2 separate regions of the Homo sapiens genome follow, and region 1 is linked to region 2. The links are chromatin contacts, found by Hi-C in ENCODE. All regions are on one chromosome and are shown on one strand. The core of a region is the stretch at or near the end of the contact, and the rest is flanking DNA. Distances in the headings are between cores, read along the strand shown. Region 1 overlaps PRKCE (protein kinase C epsilon). Region 2 overlaps PRKCE (protein kinase C epsilon).

Evidence for each region. A loop is a pair of places that touch in the nucleus more often than their neighbours do. Pooled maps may share reads with other maps.
Region 1: a pooled map shows a loop between it and region 2 (4-fold over the local background). The contact joins two enhancer-like sites. A Hi-C loop is called at or near these places in 11 of 37 single-sample maps with no recorded cell type and 5 of 50 pooled maps.

What each region holds. Positions count from the first base shown.
Region 1 is chr2:45,903,398-45,907,771 of GRCh38, reverse strand. The region is part of intron 2 of PRKCE (protein kinase C epsilon); the gene reads right to left. Among named protein-coding and RNA genes, the nearest start is that of PRKCE-AS1, 230 kb to the right of the region's middle. RefSeq lists an enhancer at 3,109-3,178. Within about 2 kb of position 2,856, at least 3 of the 41 ENCODE cell types and tissues checked have a DNase peak (open chromatin) inside an H3K27ac peak, as active enhancers do.
Region 2 is chr2:45,727,015-45,731,024 of GRCh38, reverse strand. All of the region lies in intron 1 of PRKCE (protein kinase C epsilon), which reads right to left. Among named protein-coding and RNA genes, the nearest start is that of PRKCE-AS1, 54 kb to the right of the region's middle. RefSeq lists enhancers at 689-828, 1,209-1,288. Within about 2 kb of position 1,769, at least 5 of the 41 ENCODE cell types and tissues checked have a DNase peak (open chromatin) inside an H3K27ac peak, as active enhancers do.

The sequences.
Region 1 (4,374 bases), core at 1,607-4,106, 180 kb before region 2:
GACCCAGAGGTGGCCATTGGCTCAGTCACGCCCTCAGGTACTACAGCTGCGCAGTGGTGCTGTGCTCCACTTGGCCTTGGAGAGGTGGCCACGGCAGATGTGGGCTCATGCTCCTTCTCCCTGGACAGAACAGTCCATAGAATGCGGACCACGATGATTGGCACTGGGAAAATGACACACGTGACATGGGAAGCAGGCTTGGGCACACGCTCACTGCCTGCTATGCCACTGCCCGGAGAGATGAACAGGGCCTGCGATGACGCCCTCAGAAGTGTGCTTCGTCCATTGTTACCTCTGTGGCAGGGACAAAACTCGTCTTGGTTTTGTTCACAGGAGTGTTACCCCAACAGCTATTCAGCAAATGCAATGCAGGACTCGCAGATGTTCTTGGCTTTTGAACCCAGACACAATCCAGTGCATTCAGATATTTCCTCAATATCCAATTTGCCTGCCTCTCATTCCTGAAAGTCACTCAATAGGGGGCTGATTTATTTTTTCCTTTGCCAACTGCCAGTCCACTTAAAATCTTTTTATTCTCAGTCAGATGCTCTGTGATAGTTAAAGCTTCATTTTTCTCTTCTCTCGGGCTTTCTTTCCATCACTGGCCTGATCATGTCAGCAATCCTGGCATTTTACCTTTGCTCCTCAGAAATTTAACATGGAGCGTGTACCCTCTGACCGCCTTCCTTCCGTCTATACCACTTAGACCTCCGACGCCTAATTTTGGAGCAACTGGGGCCCCATCCAGCCTGGTCCCTGCAGGGGATTATGGGGAGACACTGCATTTCTCTCCTACTGTGTTCTCTGGGCCCACACTCACAATGCAGCTCCTTAAAGAAGGGCGGCAGGAGAAGCCCATGAAACACTGTCCCAGCCAAGCGCAGGGTGTGACCCATCTCTGAAGATGTTCTGAGTATCAAACAGAAGTTCCCATCAGTGCTGGCCCCAGGCCTCTGCAGGGTAGGCACATACAGCAGGCACCTCAGAAGCTGCCGGCACATTGATGCCCAGAGCTGCCGCCTGATGGAGGGTGGGCCAGCAGCAACAGATCAAGACCTTGGTTCCTGCTGCCTCCCACACAGAGCACATGAGTAGAGGGGAGCATCACCCTGTCAAGGCAGAGATAGCTTCCCCCAACCTAACCCAGCAGAGGTAAGATCAAAGGACGGCCCTGGAATCCCATCAGACAGGCCCATGCTCAAAACCAGAGGAAAGGTGTTTGGGGAGACACTGGAAACCCGTCCCCCTCTTCCCTGCCCTTGAATTAGAGCCATGCATAGCACCACAGGTAGAAAGGACTTGTCTTGGTTTAACTGTGGGTGTTCCGTTTTTGCTTTAGTAAATGTACAACTTTAAGTCTTCAGAGTACCTCACAGCAATTCTGCAGCTGAAGATCCACAGGGGTTTAATTAACCCAATTGCCTTTGACTTCCTGCCTCCAGAAACCTGTTCTCTGCACCTTGGCAATGTCTTGCCCCAAGCAGAGCTGCCTATGCCCTGTGAGCAGTGCAGCCTCCTGGACTCAGCACCAGCACACCAGCGGTGATCCAAATGACCAGAAGATGCCCAGTAGGCCAGGTGGTTGAGATTCTTCACCTAGGTCTTAGCAATCAGCTAGCGGCTTTCCCTCCCTAGCTCCAGCAATGTGTCAGGCAGAGTTGCGGGGAGCAGGAAAGCCGCTGCATCTGGGTCTACCAAGTTAGGATAATTCATGTTAGATTCCAGCATGCTATCATGATACCAACCCACGCTCCATACCCGGGTCATGTGGGTAGGGGAGGAGGGTTGAAAGCGCATCACCGCTGAAGATAGCCTGCCCACCCCGGCCCTTCATGTGGGCAGACACCATACCCCGCACAAGCACATCCTTCCTCCCAGGGAACCTCTTGGAGTAAAGACCTTCAAGGAAATTATTCCCACTGTGGGAGCCACATCTCACCCAATTTGTAACTGAGTACAGAGTTGAGTAAGCAGTTCAGGTCAACACGTGTGTTCAGGGACTATAAAGAGCATGGGCCGGTCTCCATTTACCCTTCAGTAAACATCCTATCTTTGTAGATCACAGTTGCAGTGTTCCACCACCTGGCATCCACCCTCCCAGCATCAGAGGTTCCCCAGCTAGGGCCCCGGCCAGCCCTCAGCCCCTTAGAAAGGACTTGCAGGGCCAGGATACACAGAGCCCGGTGAAAGCCCTGCTTTGCCCAGCTTTTAGGAAAGCTCACAGGGCTCCAATGTGCTTAAGCTGTGTTTTACCAGATGGCAGGGTGTTTTTTACCTGATTATTAAAGCCATAGTCTACTATGGCCCATCAACAGCCAATTTGGCCTCAGCAAAATAGATTTCAGCTCTCTCAGCACTAGTCTCCTAGCAATCAGCTCATCAATATGTATAATGTTTAGAAGCTGGATATTGATTGTGGAATCTAATGGACTCATTCAGGGTTCACCTTGACCTCTGAGTTACTTTTTTTTTGGAGCTTCCCTGTTTTCCCACTACCAGATTCCAAAACTGGGTTAGCGTGGGCTATGTTGGAGAGCCAGCCAAGAGGTTCCTGAGGCTTGGCCATAAGTCAAGGATGCTCTTGAGCCAGGGTTTGCCCTAGCCAGTGTGAGATGGCCTGGACTACGGCCTGCCCCAGCATTACTCTGAATTAACAAGGAGCTGCTGTTGCCATAGGATACAGCAAGCACCAGTGGTGTGATTAACACCGTAGCATCCAGTGAGTCCTGTGTGTCACCGTGCCTGCTGAAGTGATGTGGAGCCCCTGTCGCTGTCTGTACAATGGTCAACAAAGGCTACCAGCTCTCCATGGTCCACGCCCGGGACCTCACACGTGGACCCCCAGCTCCCCAGGTTCCCCTGACTCCTCCCCCAGGGCTCACCAACACATTCACAGCACATAGGCTCACCCAGCCCCCCTCTCATGGGTCCCTGCCATCAGGAGAATGTCCCATGCAGGGCTGGAGAAAAGGCAGGCTTCTGGGGCAGCGGGGAGACAGCAAGAGTCTTGGGAAAGAGGAGCGCATCTGGGACAGGTGGCCCAGGCAACCGGGGGAGACGGTTTCCAGAAAGGGATTAGTTTGATTCTTTTTCTTCCTGGTGAGATCCCCGAGCACAGCCCACTTACAGTAAGCCCTGGCCAGTTAGTAATCATCAACGCACATGGAGCTAAGACATTTCGCTTCTTGGCAGGGGAAGAAATGCCCAGAGCCCAACCCACCGAGCACGCCTCTGCCTTCTCAAAAGGCTCATCTCATCCAGAGCCAGCACAGAGACATGACTTTTTAAACCATTGTTTCATTTTCACATGTGATATAAGTCTGTGTTCTCCATTACAAATACCAAAAGTGAGAGGTGGTACTGTTAAGAAACCTCATCTTCTCCCCCTGTGATTTGCCCTGGATGGGCACGTGCCACCCCCATAGTGTTCAGCACAGGCAGGGAACTTGGAGTTCTTTTGGTTTCAAGACTTCTCGGTTCGCACGCAACCGGCTTCTTTCTAAGAAACTGTTTTGTCTGTTTGTTTGCATTTTTAAGAGAATCTAAAAAGCTGAAAAGCTTTTTTAGTAACATTTTGGATCTTGCACTTGATTTAATCCCAGCATATTGGGAGGCCGAGGAGGGCAGATCACTTGAGATCAAGAGTTCGAGACCAGCCTGGCCAACATAGCAAAACCCTGTCTCTACTAAAAATACAAAAATTACCTGGGTGTGGTAGTGCGTGCCTGTAATCCCAGCTACTCCAAAGGGTGAGGCACGAGAATCGCTTGAACTCAGCAATGGGAGGTTGCAGTGAGCAGGGATCATGCCACTGCACTCCAGCCTGGGCAACAGAGTGAGACCCTGCCAAAAAAAACAAACAAACAAACAAACAAACAAACAAAAAAAAACTGCCAGGCTACAAGCTCTCATATACAAATGCTCCCAAACTGAGGGGGATATGATGAAAGTGATGAGGTGGGAAGAGGGTTTGAGGATGTATTAACCCATTTCCAAGAAGGAAGACCTGGGCTCTCTAAAACTTGGAATCATTCCTCACTGCCTTGCCTTGTACATTCTACATCACTTTCTGGTCTGTGTGTCTAGGCTTCCCTGAACATCTTACATGGGGTTACCAGACAGGAGATAAAAATACAAGATGACTGTTTAAGTTTCAATTCCAGAAAAAATAATTCTTTATAACTATGTGACATGCAATATTTGGAACATAGTTATACCAAAATATTATACAGAGTTGATCTGAAGTTCAAATTTAACGGTGTCCTGTATCTTACCTGCAACCCTAATCTTGCTGGGTCTTTCGGCCTCATCTTCCCTCACAGCCCCAGCTGCTGCAACCCTGTCCCATGGGGATGGTGACGCCATACCATTGAC
Region 2 (4,010 bases), core at 520-3,019:
TTCACTTCAAAATTTTCATTAACAGCTTCCACTTGTTCTTCCACACCAGTCAGATTTTCCTTTTAGATAAATCCAGGAATATCATTGCTCCATAAAGGTAAAAATGTATTTTTAAAAATGTTTTACAAATAACAGCACTCTGTCTCCCATGATCTGTCGGGCAGACACACAAAATTAATTTTTTAATGGAAATTTCCTTGGGAGAAGTGTCTCTTCAGAGACAGAAAAGAAACTGGTAGCTCTTGAAAATTAAAAATGTTGTGCTTGCCAGGCATGGTAGCTCACACCTGTAATCCTAGCACTTTGGGAGGCTGAGGCGGGTAGATAGCTTAAGGCCAGGAGTTTGAGACCAGCCTGGCCAATGGGGTGAAACCCTGTCTGTACTAAAAATACAAAAATTAGCCAGGTGTGGTGGTGCACACCTGTAATCCCACCTACTAAGGTGGCTGAGGCACAAGAATTGCCTGAACCCAGGAGGCAGAAGTCGCAGTGAGCCGAGATTGTGCCACTGTACTCGAGCCTGGGCAACAGGGTGAGACTCTGTCTCGGGAAAAAAAAAAAAAAAAAAATTACAACTGGTGGCTCACAGTTGTAATCCCAGAGCTTTGGGAGGCCAAGGTAGGAGGATCACTTGAGGCCAGGAGTTTGAGACCAGCCTGGGCAACACAGCAAGACTCCATCTCTACAAAAATAAAAAATAAAAAATTAGCTGGGTATGGTGGCCCACACCTGTAATCCTAGCTACCCAGGAGGCTGAGATGGGAGGGTTGTTTGAGCCCAAAAACTTGAGGTTACAGTGAGCACCACTGCACTCAAGTCTGGGTGACAGAGCGGAACCCTGTCTCTAAAAAATTTATTTTTCCAGTGTTGTGCTCTGTTGTCCCCAAACGGCTCTTCAAGCCTGGCGTCTATGGTAACATGACTGTAACCTCAGTGCTGCCCTGCTAATGTGTGGTTTCTGTTTTTCTTCCTCTTTTCAAATCCAAGGTTAACCAACGGACTCAAAACATCCATTCTTGTCAATGTTGTTGAACTATAAAAGTATGACTCTATACCCTTAAAAAATGCAAAATGCCCAGGACCCAAAGATCTCCTCCATGCTGATCTGTTCCTCTTTTAAGACTCCAGGTGGAGCTAGTAGGAACTGCACTCCAGGCTTTGAGCCATTGACAGATCTGCTCCCCTTGAGGCAAGGTGGACGTACTAGTTCTTCCTCCGGTCAAGGATGGCCAGAGCAGTCTGGACCCACTCTGGCCTAATCAGCATCAGCATACAGGCTCATCATCCATTACACTACCAATGTCCCTTGGAATATTTTCTGCTCAAACTTAAAAAATAAGCCCCCATGGAGGATACAGCCTAGAATCTCTAGTACAGATTCAAAAATAGCTGTATTCCTGAGTATGCACATCCCTTCAAAACGGTGTAAAAATTTTCAGAAGCCAAGGGTCAGTGATCACAGCCTCACTGGGGCCTAAAAATATCCTTCAGGCTATTGCTGTAGGAGGGGGAAAAGGAATCGGAAAGTAATGAAGGGGGACACATAGATGCATATGATGGAGGCTCCAGGGAGGGCCGAGCTGGCTTGATATCACATCTACACTGGCTGTCTCATAAGCGTATTAGGATCACACCCTTTGATAATAAAGAGGATGCAATGACCCCTGCTAAGAAGACACAGGCTTGAGCTGAGGATGGCTTTCATGGCACCTTTCATCTACTTTCTCTCTACTCTATCTTGCTCAGTCTCCCATAAGCCAGTGCAAACAGAGACTGCACTGTGTCCTCCACCGCCCTATGTGAATTAACCAGCAAGGATCCTGGTATAAGTGACGTGGTATCAGCTCCTTCGGGTCCCAAGGACAATGCCTCTGTTCCATTGATCAAGGCTTTGGAACTCCTTCCTTTGGAGTCCAGGCTTCCAAGTCATCATGGTAGCCATGGTCGGAATCCTACCTTGGCAAGTTGAGAGCAAGATCCCTGGTGGGGCAGTGAAAAAGAAAGACGATGGGAAGTGAGGGAAGAAGTGGGAATAGAGGCAGCCTCACTTGGCAAACACAGTGCAGCACAGCCTACCAGTTAGGAGCCAGTGCCCCAGTGCCACCGTATACTGAGTTCAAATCTTTGCTAACACCCAGCTCCAACACCCAACTCTAAACACATTACTCAACCTCTCTAACCTTAAAGGAGAGATGATGGTCATACCTTCCTCATACAGTTGTTATGAAAAATAAGTGACATGATGCATGAAAAGCACTCAGCACAGGGCCTCAATAATTAGCAGCTGTTATTGCTCAGATACTGAAAACAAACCATGAACTGGTGAAGACAGACCTCAACTTACAGTCAGGCAACCTGGGGGCTTTCAGTTCCCCATCTGTAAAACAAGGGGCTGAGAATGAAGGTTCCTTCCAGCTCAGACACTCTAGAAGTCTGTGACTAAGATACAAAGATTCCAGCGGCACGTGGGCATTACAACTGTAATATAAAATGACACCCAATAGCACTTGCACCACCCTCAAAGCAAGCAGCATGCACAAGAGGATACTGTGAAGAGTGCGTGTGTTTGGGCATGGGACTATTGGGGGAAGGGTTCTGGTGAAGAAGGGGCCAGTGAAATGGCATTGCTTAGATTGTTCTCTGGCTTGCTAGTCCAACATCCAGGAATGTTTCTGGCCTTCTAGGTATGAAGCAGGCAATTAGGGTCTTATAAAAATAAAAATAAAAAATTTCACTTAAAATCAAGAGGGAGAAATTTCTACTTGCCCTAACCTTGATCCTTTGCCCTTTGAAGCCAAAACAGATACTACCCTTAATTTATTTAGAGTAGCTTCTCACCCATCACCTTACTCCCTTGATGGGATACGAAGGACTTTCTGAAAGGATGTGGAGTCACACTTTGAAAAATACACTTACACAGAAGGAGCAGGCTTGAAAAGAAAAGATACGCTTAAACAGAAAGCGAGGCATGGTGTTTACTCAAGAGACCATCTCCCTCAGCCTGGTTTAAGCCAGTAAGGGCTTTATTTTCCATCTTGGCTTCCCAGAGTTTACTGTAAAAATACATGCCCTGGCTGGGCCCGGTGGCTCACGTCTGTAATCTCAGCACTTTGGGAGGCCGAGGCAGGCAGATCACGAGGTCAGGAGTTTGAGACCAGCCTGACCAACATGGTGAAACCCCGTCTCTACTAAAAATACAAAAATTAGCTGGGTGTGGTGGCGGGCACCTGTAATCCCAGCTACTCAGGAGGCTGAAGCGGGAGAATCGCTTGAACCCAGGAGCCAGCGGTTACAGTGAGCCGAGATCGCACCACTGCACTCTAGCCTGGGTGACAGAGCGAGACTCCGTCTTAAAAATAAAATAAAATAAAATAAAACACATGCCCCAATGTGAAGTCAAGAAGCAGAGTCCAACCAATGCAATGGCAAGAAACTAAAGGCATCAGGGAGCAAATGATGGCCAGCAGAACATCTGGGTGGAATGACAGATGTTGTACAAAAGCTTGGTCAAATCCTCTAAGCTACCTGGAATGCCCTCCCTCCTAGTCCAAATCCTCTTATCCTTATCCTTTAGGCAGAGTTTGAACCCCGTCCTCCGGGAAGCCCCCAGTGATCTCTCCCATTAGAGGTACCCACTCCCACTTTTGTGCACTGGTTGGACATACACAACATTCCGCCATTGCTTGTCTTCTACCTTCAATACACATCAGTTTCCATAAAAAGACTTCCAAAAGATCTTACTGTATCTCCCTTATCACCATGTATTTGGTTTATGCTAAATAAATAACTATGGCCTTAAGAGGTAGGTAAGCTGTTCTTGTCTACACAGTTTTCTACTCCGGAGAAGACTGCATCATTTGCCTAACAAGGATTAACTCTGCCCCATCACATAAAATTAACTTCACCTTGGGCAAACAGGGACTGTACTATGACATGCATCCAGGTATACATCTTTATCTAGAAAATTTGCTTAGCAAATGGCAGGTCTATTAATAAAAACTCTAAGGTCA